5 separate regions of the Homo sapiens genome follow, and all the other regions are linked to region 1. The links are chromatin contacts, found by Hi-C or POLR2A ChIA-PET in ENCODE. All regions are on one chromosome and are shown on one strand. Each heading gives the region's core, a stretch centred on a gene start or an enhancer-like site at or near the end of the contact. The rest is flanking DNA. Distances are from core to core; before and after follow the strand shown.

Region 1 (2,733 bases), core at 44-2,543:
AGATGCTGTGAATATTCTTGAAATATCAACAAAGAATTCAGAATATCACAAAACCTTAGTTGCTAAAGCAATGGTAGGGGTTAAGAGGATTTACTCTAATTTTGAAAGAAGTTCTACAGTGGGTAAAATGCTTTCAAACAGCATCACATGCTACAGAGAAATCTTTAGTGAATGGAAGAGTCAACTGCTGTACAAAATTCATTATTTTGTTATTTTAAGAAACTGCCACAGCAACTCCAATCTTCAGCAACCATCACCCTGATTGGTCAACAGCCATCAACATCAAGCAAGACCCTCCACCAGCAAAAAGATTAGGACTTGCTGAAGGCTGAGATGATTAGTAGCATTTTTTAGCAATAAAATATTTTAAAATTACAGCATGTAATTTTTTTTTACACATAATGCTATTGCACACTTAATAGGTTACAATACAGTGTAAATACAACTGTTATATGCACTGGGAAACCAAAAAAATCGTGTGACAGGCTTTATTGGTCTGGAACCGACCCCGCAATATCTCGGAAGTATGTTTGTACATTATTCATAGAAAAAGTATTATTCTAATAACATTTTGAAATATTTAGCCAAAAAGTAGAAAAATGAAGCATCCAAGGGAAAACAGTAAAACTCGGACGGCAGGAAAGCTCGGAAAAAACACAAAAAACCTGGCGTGTTCAGGGACAGGATAATCCAGCGAGGCTTTTAATGTGTATAGGAGAAGTGAAAAGAAATAAGGCTGGTACAGTAGTTTGCCGCCAGACTATATGCTTTAGGAGAGAGGGAGGCATTCTAGGTTGTCTTGTTTTTCTTACCAGCTTGTTGATACTCATGGGACTCAATTACCTCAATTTAGACCTCTATGTGGGCACAAGAGTGAGTAGGACTCCTGGAGAAACACAGACACTAATGTCCAAGGCTGCACTTGACTTCACTAGTGCCCGCGGGAGAAATTTAGCAATGAGGATGAGCCATGAGGATGATTCGGGAGAAATAGGAAGTATTCATGGCTTTGCTCCCTCCCCCCTAATCAAACATCTCAATCTCAGGATCCTAAGGGCAGATCTTTTAGGACATCGGGCATTTCCCCGTAAGCAATCCCCCCTCGCTATCCTCAAATGCAAACTGCGGAGTCTGCCACAAACGCGTTGGCTTTAAAACTCATCCCTGAACTTTAGATCCACCCAGCCGGTTAAGGATATCACGACTCACCACTGATTCTTCTTGCACCCTTCTGAGAGCCGCGCTTAGAGTAATTCGCGCCCAAACATTCGTAAACAGAGGAGACCCGGAAGTGGGTGGGAAGAAAGCGGAAACGGGCATCTAACCCTACCCCTAAACGTCATCAGGAATGCGCCCATGAGAGCGCTATTAGATTGGCTGGAGGGAGGGCGGTGTCGGCCTACGCCCCCAGAGTCGTCCGGCTGACGCTGGCGGTGGCGCGGTTTGTGTGGGCTTGGTGAGGGCGGGGAGGCCTGGCTGTGTGGATGTCTGACAGGTGAGGCGGGGGACGCAGAAGTGCAGCCGCCCTCTCCCACAGCGGAGTCCAAAACAGGCCTACCAGTGAGTAGGACGTACACCTTTCAGATCGCTCCATTCTTCTGGCTCCTGTCCCTCCTCTACCCCTGTATTTTGAACTTTTGTCCTTTCTCTCCCGCTCTGTCCTTTACTTCTGTCTTCTTTACCTTCCTACTGTGACGGGATCCCACTCTCTGCCTTCTCCTTAGGTTTAGATTTTCACTTCGACCAACCTCTAGTTTTGGGCGAAGTCCCTGGCAATTCGGAGGTACTTCTGGAAAGAAGGTGCTTTTAATACTTTAGGGGCCATGTCGGTATCTTCTTTGGCCACTTAAGCACCCTGAACTGTTCCCGTTGGCAGAGGTCACTTTTTGTATGGTTCCAAAGGGATGCGCCTGCTTCATGGCTGCCTCCCTTCTAGGTTGTGGGTTATGTTATTGTCAGGGTTTTTCTAAGAGTTTTCGGGAATAAAAGTGATTTTCTGTGTGTAAACAGGATTAAGAGTGTAAACAGTGTTAAGAGTGAGAGGTAGAATAGAAAAGACAGGTCTAAATTGACATAAAAGCTTACATTACTAACTCGTTCTCAGTTTTATCTAGAAAGAAGGTGGTCTTAGGGAAGCTCGAAGCCCTGGATAACGTATGTGTGTAAAGTTTTAAACCACTTGATGATTTTCTGCCAATATAATTTTGTGTTTAATGATGTACTTATGCTAATATCAAATATAATTTTCATGCCCTATGTTTCCATCTCCAAACCCAACTAGTTGAACATCAAAGTACCTTCTTGAAGTATTAATGTGCAATCATACGTCAGCAGCCAAAGCTTGAAACTTATTGGTTCAAGAAATCTTTTTCTCACTGATTTGTTTTTGAGGTGTGGGGGTGGGATTAATCATTGCTCTTTAACTCATTTTAGTTGTCAGTAACATATTTGCTTTGCATGTTGCTTCTTTGAATGCTTGAGGCCTCTCTTGATGGTCTTCTGAGAAAATTCAGAGGTCGTATTGCCATCCGCAGTAGTTGTGTTTTTATCTAAAAATGGTGTCTGTTTCCAGCCTCCACCAATTCACATGTGATTTTCAGGAAGTCACTTAAACGGGGCTCTTTCCTATTAGTTGTTCAGATTTAGGAAAGCCCACGTGAAATGAGTGTGATATTTCCTGCCAACAGTTTAGTCTCAGGTGGTTTTCAAATTACCTTTTACAGGATTACTATT
Region 2 (2,700 bases), core at 73-2,572, 4.1 Mb before region 1:
AAAACAACAGAGTGCCAGAACCATATACAGATCTGGTGAGGTTGGTGGGAGGGCAAAGGAGGTTGTTGAAAAGGCTGTGGAAAAATTAGAATGTGGTTTGATTTCTATCCCACCTGTGTGATGAGGATGGAAACATCTTCTCCTGAGCTTCAAACATCCCTACCACACACAGACACACACACACAGACACACAGACACACACACACACCATTGTGGAAATCCCAGCCAGACCTTGGGTATTCATGCCCCCAAGCCCTGTGAGGGGCACATCCAATATGAAGGCTGTGGGAGAAGAGAATCCTGCTATCATGTACTCACTCATTTAGCAATTAATAAGTGCTTACTAAATGTTAACTCTGTAGTGCGAGGGAAGAGGGTATGATAAATACACACTTTCTGGGTAGGTACATGTATGATCTAGTTGCCTTCACTTTTCCCCTGACAGGTCATTGCTCTGTCAACACATATTTATTAAACAATCACTTGGGGGCACGGTACCTCCTTCCTCTCCTTTCCCTCCGAGATAAGGCCAACTCTAGGTGTTCCCACTATCTTCAACCCCACCCCACGGTAGGCTCACAAGAACGTCATTTTGATCACTTAAGGGATGAATTTTAGGTTTAGATGGAGGATAAACTTTTGGAGATGGTTCCTCATATGGTCTGTCTGGAGACTTTTTGCAATAAATGGTGTCCGTGCCATCCAGAGAACATAGGTCACCAGTTAATCAAGACAGTAGGGAATAATGATTTACACATGTTGACAAATTGATTCCTCTTAATAACCAGGTCAATTTTTTGGCCAACACTATACACATGTACACTATGCACATAATTACGACATCTATAAAAGATAGAATTAATCTAATTTTATGCAGATATGGGAAGAACTCGTCCCAAGTCTCACAGTCAGTAAGTGATGGAGCCTAGAGTTGAACTGTTTCACTTCACTACCATGTTAATACTTTTCTCAACACATTCTGCCGCTCTCACTCTAAGTGTGAGGCCCTGTCCAACTAAAACATAATATGGTGAGTTCGTCATTGATTCAAATAATCAACTTTCTTCCCGAATCCCAAGTTTATCTCTTCTGATTAGGAAAAAAAATGCATTTTGATATGTCGCGTTTGCGTAAAGCGAGGCCGACCGCACGCCCCCTTCTCGCGAGCTGCTCCCCTCAACTGCGACCCAATCACCCTTGCACACGCCTCCTGAGCCCCCGCGGTTCCCACCGGGCTTCAGGCCACGCCTCCGCCGCTGCACCGCCTCCTCTCCCCGCCTTCGCCCGTAGTCTATAAAACCTGGAGCGCAGGATCGCGCCCAGGAGCGGCGAGCTAGCGGACGCAAAGACTGGGCATGCTCCGCGGCGGCGCAGGTTTTGGTCACAAGTAGGAAGAAGCCAGTGCACCAGACCGGCAAAGAGAAGCGGGAGCCGCCGCGGCAGCGCGGCCGTGGGGTCCGCCGCCGCCGCATCGGAGCGGGAGGAGGAGCAGCGGGGAGGGCGAGGCCGCCGGGCCGAGAGCCGTCCCGCCTGCTCTCGGTCTTCTGCCTTCGCCTCCGCGCGGTGCGTCGGACCCAGGGTCTGTCACCTGGGCGCCAGGGGCCGCCGCCGGGGAGCCGGAGCGGGCAGGACCCTCCCTCCGCCGACTGCGGCCCGAGAGCGCCCCCGCGGGGTGGAGCGGCAGCCGCCTTCTGCGGGCGGCTGAGTGTCCGTCTCGCGCCCGGAGCGGGCGACCGCCGTCAGCCCGGAGGAGGAGGAGGAGGAGGAGGGGGCGGCCATGGGGCTGCTGTCCCAGGGCTCGCCGCTGAGCTGGGAGGAAACCAAGCGCCATGCCGACCACGTGCGGCGGCACGGGATCCTCCAGTTCCTGCACATCTACCACGCCGTCAAGGACCGGCACAAGGACGTTCTCAAGTGGGGCGATGAGGTGAGCGCCCGCGGTCCCCGTCCCCGCCGGGCACCCGTGTCTGGCCGCCCGCGCTGCCTTTGTCTTGCCCTACGCCCCCGGCCCTATCGCGGTCCGCGTTCTCCACTGCGCCCGGGGGTCCTCGAGCGCCTCCCGGCCCCGGGAGCATCGTCCCTGCTTTCGCCTAGTCCGCGTCCAGGGCCATCCTCCTGACTAGACTCCTTTCTTGTTCATTCATTCTTTTGGGTTTTCCCCTTCATTCCATAAACACGGATTGGGCGCTGGGAGGGCGTGAGCATGAAAAAGTGACATTAGGTGCTGCGAGTCTTCAACCTAGTGTATCTGCAGACCGGCAACTACCATGATCCACCTTACAGGCTCAAAATTCGCTTTTGCGGTCAATATGAAAGAGATTTAAGTTTTCCTAGTAGGCCTGCTGCTTTTAGAAATCAGGTCTTCAGGATGTCCACTTCTGCCCTACCTCATGCAGGTGTCTTTTCCTTAAACCTCTCCAACTTCTCATCTTCCCTCCCCTCCAAAACACACACACTTCATAGCTATAAATTGAAACCAGTAAATTACGGCTCAGTTTCCTACATGGGGGAGGAACCTTCCCTTTCCTGTTTAATTCTAAGTGGGAATGCATTTAGAGTTTCAACATTAGGATTTGCTTGTGTCTTTCCATGGCCTAGGTCCAGCAACTAAACTTTACAAACCAGTGTTCTGCCTAGAGATGAAATGTCTCTAGATTCTCAGTAGGTTGAACCATTGTTTATTGGAATGATCTGGAATGC
Region 3 (2,783 bases), core at 9-2,508, 3.3 Mb after region 1:
ACCAGCATGGCACATATATACATATGTAACTAACCTGCACATTGTGCACATGTACCCTAAAACTTAAGGTATAATAATAATAATTAATAAATAAATAAATCTAAGACCTGAGACCATAAAAAAAAATGTCTTCCAAATTATATCCTGTAACTAATTTAAGTGGAGGTGGGGGGAAGACGCACAAGTGCAGCAGGCCTCTTAATTTCCTTAAAACAGATTGAAACAATCTCTGAGGGGAAAAAAGAAGAAATAGAAGCTCATAATACTGAAACCAGCAGTTGATATTTCACAGTAGTTGGCAAATCTTCCTTCAGACTTGGGTCCACAAGATTGCCTGATTAAGCAAAGCCCTTCTGGAGTCAGATCTGGTGTAAACCTGAATCTGCCTGTCACTAGTTGTACAATCTTGGTTGGACGCGTCCCTTCACTTCTCTGAGCCTGACTTTCGTCATCTGTAAAATGGGAATGCTATGATCTCATAGGGTGGTTGTGACAAGAAAAGGAAGCATTGTTTTTAAGTCCTTACGTGCTTTTAATCCAGCCCTTTAAAAAGGCACTTAAATGTACCTTTTATTGTTTGGTTGGCTTGTTTTCCAGGAAATTAGTTCTTAAATATCATTATCTATAATTAACATAAACTCTAATCTAATATTCAGACAGACGGATGTCGATGCCATGGGTGGTTCTCCTTTAAAACCAAAAGCCTGGCGACCCCGCCCCAGCTCCCCTCAATTTTACCCCAGACCCACCTTAGGTTCCTCCACTACCGTTCGGCTGACTTCCCTCCCTTCACACTTAACACCACAGGTTGCCTTCCCCAGCACCTGCTAATTTTTCTTTCCTCTTCCCTTCCTGGCCTCCGCCTCGGCCCGCCACCTCCCTGGCTCTTTGAGTCCCTTCGTGGACGTCCCCGCCGCGCCCCAGGGGATGTGCGTGTAGTGGGGGAGAGTGGGTCATAGGGTCTGGTCTCACCATCTCTATTTTCAAAGCCCCTAGGGGACTGGAGAGGGGGTGACATTGCCCCCCAGAACGCCGAGCGCGCGAGGCGCGTACTCACCAGCCGCCGCGGTCGCTTCTTTCCAATGCGCGGAACTCGGCGCTCGCGGCACCTGGCACTCGTGGGAAGTTGCGGGGAAGGGGGACCTGGAGGAAGAGGGGCGATGCCGAGCTCTTCCTGAGGCGCCTGCGCAGTGGCAGGCGCCGCGCCGCGGGGCACAGCCCCAACGTCCCTATCTGCGCCGCTCGGGGCGCTCCGAGTGTGCGCAGCTGCCAGGCGAGCGTCTAAGGCGCCAGCTCAGGGCTGGCTGGGACCGGGCAGCAGAGTCTGAAACACGTCCTTGGATTGGATGCTAGAACCAGCGTTGAATGTAACTTTCTTTCCGATTGGTTAGACAGGTGCTTGGAGGGGTTGTATCGGACCTAAGAGTAGAGGTTGATTCCACTCTCCCACCACGCACTTTTCGTATCATCCTAGATCTGGATGCCCTTCATGGAACCTAAAAACCAGCGAGTCCCGGAAAGGCCTCAGGCAATTGCCAAGCCGATGGCCTTCTGCCACTTAGTTAATGTGCACCTGGCAGCTTAGGTGGCCGCGGAGAAAGCAACTTTGGCTGCACCAAGGTCCGGCACAAGTCTGGAGAAGCTTCAGCCAGTTCCAGTGAGTTGGGATAAATGAAACGTGGATCTACCATAGACGTCTGTCCGTCTTACTGGATAAGCGAGCACCTTTACCGGGGAAGTTAGGTAATAGTTTACAAGTAAGGTTAAAAGCAGCACAGTGCCTGCGGCAGGGAACCAGTAATGAGTTACAGCTGAGAAATGGGTGCTTACTTTGACAGACGCGTATGTGGGATTGTGCTCCTGCTTTTAATTGGAAGGTTATTTAATAGAATAATGTAACTAAACTTTCCAACATAAAGAGCAGTTACCAAACAGAAGTAGAATTATTCGCTAACAGTTGGGTTGTCCAGGCACACTTGGCAGTGAGAGGATAGCATCTTTTTTCTTTTTATCTGTAGTGCCAAACAGAACTTGGTATAGAAGTACTTGCTAAATCACTATTGAATTTAATTGTCCCGCTTGTTAAAATGCAGGCTCCAGAAGGTATTTTCTTTCTTGTTCACTACTGTATCTCCAGCTCAAATAAAAAGTACAAATAAATTAAGAATATTAATCACATGTGATATCCTCAAGTGTTAAGTATTTAATAGCTGTAAATCCAGTACCTGGATTAGTAAACTGCAGTACTGGACCTTAGATAACAAATTCTGACGTTGGTCCCCTTGGTCTGAACCTTACAGTATAGCTATTACCAACAATCTGGAAGCAGCCATGGAGATGATTTGGCAATAGATGTATTCCGTTGATTATTAGTTTGTGCCTTGATAAATTAATTCCAGTTTTAAGTCTCAGGTTGGCCTGTGCATTGGTGAATATGGGCATCTTAGATCCATGGGCTTTCAGAGCTGGAGGGGATGGTAGTGGGTCTGTAGCTGAATCCCTAGAACCTGCAGACCCTAGAACCTGGTTTGAATACTCACTCTGTCACTCACCAGCAGAGCAATCATGGGCCAGTGTCTCAACCTATTTGAGCTTTCATTTCCTCATCTGCAAAACGCGTCTTGTTACAATACCAACCTCTTACTATCAAATGAATGAGGAAAGCGAGTAGAGTATTCAGCACAGTATCTGACACATGTTGTTTTGGGGATTATTATCATTATGACCAAAAAAGTACCCCAATTTGAACAATAGTCAGGGTAAGGCCAAGTTTTGGGGGAATT
Region 4 (2,700 bases), core at 71-2,570, 3.5 Mb before region 1:
TTCCAAACAGGTGCTGACTTGAGACCGTGACTATAGAGCACTTGTCTCTAAAATGTACAAAATGAAGAGAAATCTCAAGATGTCCCACTGAGATGAAGAAAGAAAGAAGAAAATATGTATGTTTGTATACATGTATACATGTATATATATGTATACACAAAATTAGAAAAGTTAGGGTCTACTGTATAAATTAAATAAGCGTTGACAGTGCTTTTGATTTTAATCTGTATGTGGTACTTTGCCTGCTTAACACCCTTATGTGGATTTCCTGACGGACTTGACATTCCTGTCAGGAAAGCATTGCGTACTTGCTGATTAAAAAGCATCTAAGGGCCGGGAGCGGTGGCTCACGCCTGCAATCCCAGCACGAGGCAGGAGGATCACCTGACGTCAGGAGTTCAAGACCACCCTGGTCAACATGGCGAAACCCCGTCTTTACTAAAAATAGAAAAATTAGCCGGGCATGGTGGCGCGCGCCTGTAATCCCAGCTACTCGGGAGGCTGAGTCAGGAGAATCGCTTGAACCCGGGAGGTGGAGGTTACAGTGAGCCGAGATCCGTCTCAAAAATAAAAAATAAATAATGAAAAAAATTAAAAATTTAAAAATTAAAAAACATTTAAAAAAGCATCTAACTTAGATGGGTAATGGGTCAAAAGAAAGGCAGACTGCCACATGCAGCGCCTCATTTGGATGTGTCTGGAGTCTTGGAAGCTTGACTACCCTACGTTCTCCTACAAATGGACCTTGAGAGCTTGTTTGGAGGTTCTAGCAGGGGAGCGCAGCTACTCGTATACCCTTGACCGAAGACCGGTCCTCCTCTATCGGGGATGGTCGTCCTCTTCGACCGAGCGCGCAGCTTCGGGAGGGACGCACATGGAGCGGTGAGGGAGGAAGGGGACACCCGCCTAGCCAGCCAGATCAGCCGAATCAACCCTGGCGATCAATGGGGTGACAGATGTCGCAGCCAGATCGCCCTCACATCCGAGGTACCCAAGCGGCGCACAAGCTATATAAACCTGAAGGAAGTCTCAACTTTACACTTAGGTCAAGTTGCTTATCGTACTAGAGCTTCAGCAGGAAATTTAACTAAAATCTAATTTAACCAGCATAGCAAATATCATTTATTCCCAAAATGCTAAAGTTTGAGATAAACGGACTTGATTTCCGGCTGTTTTGACACTATCCAGAATGCCTTGCAGATGGGTGGGGCATGCTAAATACTGCAGTCTCCATTGGTGAGGTCGTCCCGGAGCCTCGCCCAGCTCCCGCGCGCTAGAGCCGCCTGCTGGTCTCACCCAGCCGGGACCGCTGACCTGGCGCTTTGTGCGGCTCCAGGCCTCCGAGTGGACTCCAGGTCTGTCTCCCTCCTGCGGTCGCCCCCTTCCTCGCCCTTTCTCTCTTCTTTTTTTTCCCTCCCCTTTACTCTCTGAGTCTCACTCTCGCATTCTTCCCTCACTCCCCCAGTTCAGTCCTTCTCTTGTCTTTTCTTCCTCTTGTCCTTTGTCCTCCTGCTCCATCCAGTCTGGGCAGAGGTGGGCCCCTTGGCTGGAGCTGGGGTCCTTCTTGGCTCAGTGTGCGTATTTTTTTTTAAACCCCTTCTGCGGAGTCTGAATGCATTGGTGGAAGGTGGGCTCGGATCGTCCCCGGGCCTGGCTGGGCTGCCGCTACGCCCCTGCATGGGCTGAGCGGGGAAGACGAGCATGGGAGAGTGCGATCTCAGATGGCCAAGCCCTGGCCCCCGGCTCGTTTTACAAGGCCGGGGGCTCATCTCCCTGTAGGGGTGGTGGACACGCGGGACCCGGGGGGCGCAGCCACCGCATGCGTGACGGTGGACGCACATTTTGCAGACAGTAGTAGTACTCGGCCTGTTCACCTTCCAGTTGCCGTGATAATAAAATATGATGATGTATGTAAAAGCATGAATACTTGAAGAGCTTCCAGTGGCTGTGCGATTTTCCTTCGCTACCCTCTTCAACGCCTGCCACCCCCTATCCCCCAGCTGAATTTGGAAAATCTGAGATTCTCGAGGTCAAAATATATAATATTCTGAATTTGTGAAATCCCGTACTGCTAGCACATATGTTTTTACAACAAATGGCCCCAGCTTCCCAAGATCCAGGATAAGAAGTCATAAATAGAAATCATATAAAAGCCAAGGTTTTTTTCTCCATGTTTTAAAATGGTGGTTTTTTTTTCTTGAGTGAGGGAAAATGCAGCAACAAAAATAAAGAACAGTTTCCCGTGCCAAAATCCTGAATATTCATTTCGCCCCTGAGCACTGGGTTGAAGACGCGAAATTGGGACTGTTGGTCTGCGACGAGCTGCTGCATTTGTATTTCAGAAAGCCTGAAAAGCTATCATGGCAGCAAGGCCCAAGCTCCACTATCCCAACGGAAGAGGCCGGATGGAGTCCGTGAGATGGGTTTTAGCTGCCGCCGGAGTCGAGGTACCTTATATGCTGTTTCTTCACGGATTTGTCATACAGCTTTTGAGACCTTTGAAAGAAAAATACGTTTTGAAGCACCGTTCAGTTCTAGTTCTCGTCCACCAAAATCACAGGCACGCTTCACTGAGTCAGATACCATCCCTGAAGGGATTTTTCTTTATAATTAGAACGTAGTTGATGGAATTCTATTTTCCTTTTGACTTTTACTTAATTATTGGCTTCTGATCTAGCACCAGTGAATATTTATTAATAA
Region 5 (2,700 bases), core at 47-2,546, 3.2 Mb before region 1:
CTAGACCTAATTTTCTCCTAAAGCTAAGTAGCTGTTGTGAAAGATTAATTCCACTCCATCCTGAGCCCCCCAGCTCTTCCTGCGATCTTCTCTTGAGGACCCATACCCTTTTACTTGGTTGGGATTCTCTCAACTCTCAGCCAGCCAAGCTCCTTGAGGGCAAACCAAGGTTCAGTTTATCTTTGTCCTCCTCACAGCACCAAGAACCCTGCCATGCACAAGGCAGGTACTTAAAATACTTGTTAAATGAATAAATGAGTGAGTGAACCAAAGGAACAGCTTCTGCCTGAAGACATTCTGTAACTGACCTACCCAATACAGCTTTATTGCCAGGAAACAGGTAGCCCCTTAATCTCCTTAGCGAACTGACTGTTGTTCTAAAGAGGCAAAATAAATCTACTCCCAATGCTTGCAAGAAGATTCTGTTCTCACAGAGAATATTCAGACAAAAGAATCACCTATTCCATGACGGAGCCATGTGGCCAGGCCAGAAGCACACATTAAAGCCAGAGGCTGTGTTAACATGGAAGGGATAAGGTGGGAGAGGATGTGCACAGCACATCACACGCTCTCATCACAAATGTGATGCTCAAGCCTTGGAAGGACTAAAACGCATCTTGGATGCAATGCAGCAAAACGATTTACCATACCAGGTACAAAACAAGGTGACAGGGGACAGCCTCGCTGCCCGCCCCAAATCCTCCAAAATTCGGAGAATTAAGAGATTTTCGGTGAACTGTTACATAAAAAGCATTTTCACATGCTAAAGATATAACAATTACCTACCCTTGAGCTCTTGGAGGGCACAAAAGGCACATTTTCGAGTGGGGTCTGGGTGGTGCTGAGAAGGTTAAAATCCTGCCAAGCATTTTGCAATGGTCCATGAGCCCACCCCACCACCCCAGATCCAGGAAGGTAGGAGGCAGGATAGGTGGGATATTTAGGGATACCAGAAGGCAGAAACTCGGGAGGAGGAGAAAAATGATACCGCGGAGGTAAGACCGATGCCCTGCAAAATCCCCTCAAGGTCCTCTGCATCATCGTTTGCTGTACAGGTTTGGCGCGGGGGAGGGGATGCCCGCTAAGCAACGCCCCTTATATTTCTGCAGTTTTGTAAGAAAATTCAGAGCAGGAAGGTCTCCATTGCGGGATGCACAGCTCACCTGCAGCCCCGAGCCTTCACTGCAGCTGAAAAGACAGAAGTCTGGGGCCAGCTGCCGCCAAGCGCGGTACCTGGAGTCCGGAAGCAGTCTCCGCACCAGCGCTGTCCCACTCGGCGCCCAGCCGTCTCGCGCTGAGCAAAGGCCGCTCCCTCCTGGAAACGCCCTCCCTGCCGCGCGCATGCGCTGTGTCCCTTCTCGCCTTGCAGGACTCCACCCGGTCCATGCCCTCCGGCTGAATCCGGGCGGCCTGTAGGCCAGGCAGCCAGGAGGCCCTGTGCTGCAACATCCCGGCGGCAGCCGGACCCGTTGCTCCGTCTATCCTGCCTTCGGCCCTGTCCTGGAGCCAGGGCTGGGGTTTGCTGCCTCCCGCCTGACGGAGCAGGACTGGCAGGAAGCGTGTTTGCAAGAAGCCAAAATTACAGAAGGCGAAGATTTTTAAATTAACTCCATTCATCTTTCAAGGGACATTTCCAGAACCTCCAAAAGGCAACCCGAGGTCTTCTACACACCCTCCAGCAGACTGTCCCCACTGTCAGTGGAGGGAGCTAAGGTTCAGTGAGGTCAAGTGACTTAGTTGTCCCAGGTCAAAATCCAAGTTTGCCTGGTGTCAAAGCCCAAGCACCCTTCATTACACTATGGGATCATCTAGATGTGGTTGGGAGACGAGGATCCTAGTTTTAAACTTCAGGCCCAGGATTTGCTGGGTTTAGATATCTACTGGGAAAGGTATAGAATTCCAGAGTTGGAAAGCACTTAAAACCTTGCCTAATGCAAGGCAATCCGCTCAATCCCAGGAACGAAACTTAAACTGACCTTATTTTTTTTTTAAATACAGGATCTCAGTCGGTCGCCCAGGCTGGAGTGCAGTGGCACCATCCCGTCTCACTGCAACCTCTGCCTCCTGCCTCCTGGGTTCAAGCGATTCTCCAGCCTCAACCTCCCAAGTAGCTGGGATTACAGGTGTGTGCCACCTCACCCGACTATTTTTTTTTTGTAGAGACGGGGTTTCACTGTGTTGCCCAGGATGGTCTTGAATTCCTGAGCTCAAAGCAATCCTCCCGCCTCTGCCTCCCAAAGTGCTGGGATTACAGTTTAAATTGACTTTAAATTATGCCTCCCTGTAGCAACTTATCATCTCAATCTTCTGCCTTCTTGATTGAATACAGAACTCCGACCCTCTTCCTTATGTAACAGCCCTTTGGAGATTTGAAGAAGGTTGTCATAGTGAAGTAGCTCTAGAGGTTCTGTGTCACTGAGAATTACAGCGGAATTCCTCAGAATAAAAAAGGAAACTCAAAAATTAAATCTTGTGAAGTTTGTTTGCTACATCTATTCTTTGTGCATAAAAGTGCTTCAGGGAAGTAATATAACTACATCTAACTTATGAAAGTCTAAGTTGGTCCTGGGGAATTAATAAAATTCCTGAAGATTCACAGAAGAGTTGATGGCAAGGCACTGGAATGTGGCGTGGAGAAAGTGATAGCCTGAAATTTGGTTCTGAGTTCTCTCAGCCCTCCTTTCCATCCCCTTCTATGCC

What was found. Hi-C counts contacts between places; a loop is a spot of excess contacts on that map. ChIA-PET counts read pairs that join two places held with the same protein, here RNA polymerase II (POLR2A). Pooled maps may share reads with other maps.
Region 2: a loop to region 1 is called in a map of sigmoid colon, with 7 times the contacts of the local background. The contact joins the promoter of GCLC here to the promoter of CENPQ in region 1. A Hi-C loop is called at or near these places in 2 of 168 maps with a recorded cell type or tissue (naive thymus-derived CD4-positive, alpha-beta T cell and sigmoid colon), 4 of 37 single-sample maps with no recorded cell type and 13 of 50 pooled maps. POLR2A ChIA-PET finds 5 or more read pairs at or near these places in 1 of 52 experiments (OCI-LY7).
Region 3: a loop to region 1 is called in a pooled map, with 21 times the contacts of the local background. The contact joins the promoter of ENPP4 here to the promoter of CENPQ in region 1. A Hi-C loop is called at or near these places in 7 of 50 pooled maps.
Region 4: a map of B cell shows a loop between it and region 1 (34-fold over the local background). The contact joins the promoter of GSTA4 here to the promoter of CENPQ in region 1. A Hi-C loop is called at or near these places in 2 of 168 maps with a recorded cell type or tissue (B cell and CD4-positive, alpha-beta memory T cell), 1 of 37 single-sample maps with no recorded cell type and 12 of 50 pooled maps.
Region 5: a loop to region 1 is called in a map with no recorded cell type, with 9 times the contacts of the local background. The contact joins the promoter of TMEM14A here to the promoter of CENPQ in region 1. A Hi-C loop is called at or near these places in 2 of 37 single-sample maps with no recorded cell type and 9 of 50 pooled maps.

The regions. Positions count from the first base shown.
Region 1 is chr6:49,461,930-49,464,662 of GRCh38, reverse strand. It overlaps CENPQ (centromere protein Q), which reads right to left and starts at 1,293. Exons shown (of 9, transcript NM_018132.4): 1 at 1,210-1,293. It overlaps MMUT (methylmalonyl-CoA mutase), which reads left to right and starts at 1,410. Exons shown (of 13, transcript NM_000255.4): 1 at 1,410-1,560. RefSeq lists enhancers at 427-1,326, 1,671-1,740, 1,327-2,227.
Region 2 is chr6:53,543,723-53,546,422 of GRCh38, reverse strand. GCLC (glutamate-cysteine ligase catalytic subunit) reads left to right here and starts at 1,322. Exons shown (of 16, transcript NM_001498.4): 1 at 1,322-1,927. The coding sequence starts at 1,778. RefSeq lists a silencer at 1,349-1,778 and enhancers at 1,999-2,058, 1,897-2,638.
Region 3 is chr6:46,128,464-46,131,246 of GRCh38, reverse strand. It overlaps ENPP4 (ectonucleotide pyrophosphatase/phosphodiesterase 4), which reads right to left and starts at 1,258. Exons shown (of 4, transcript NM_014936.5): 1 at 1,058-1,258. It also overlaps a transcript of CLIC5 not described here.
Region 4 is chr6:52,993,904-52,996,603 of GRCh38, reverse strand. GSTA4 (glutathione S-transferase alpha 4) reads left to right here and starts at 1,320. Exons shown (of 7, transcript NM_001512.4): 1 at 1,320-1,355; 2 at 2,343-2,447. The coding sequence starts at 2,361. It overlaps RN7SK (RNA component of 7SK nuclear ribonucleoprotein), which reads right to left and starts at 984; the gene lies at 653-984. RefSeq lists silencers at 747-836, 1,168-1,399 and an enhancer at 997-1,216.
Region 5 is chr6:52,669,709-52,672,408 of GRCh38, reverse strand. It overlaps TMEM14A (transmembrane protein 14A), which reads right to left and starts at 1,296. Exons shown (of 5, transcript NM_014051.4): 1 at 1,164-1,296. RefSeq lists enhancers at 1,432-1,591, 1,580-2,080.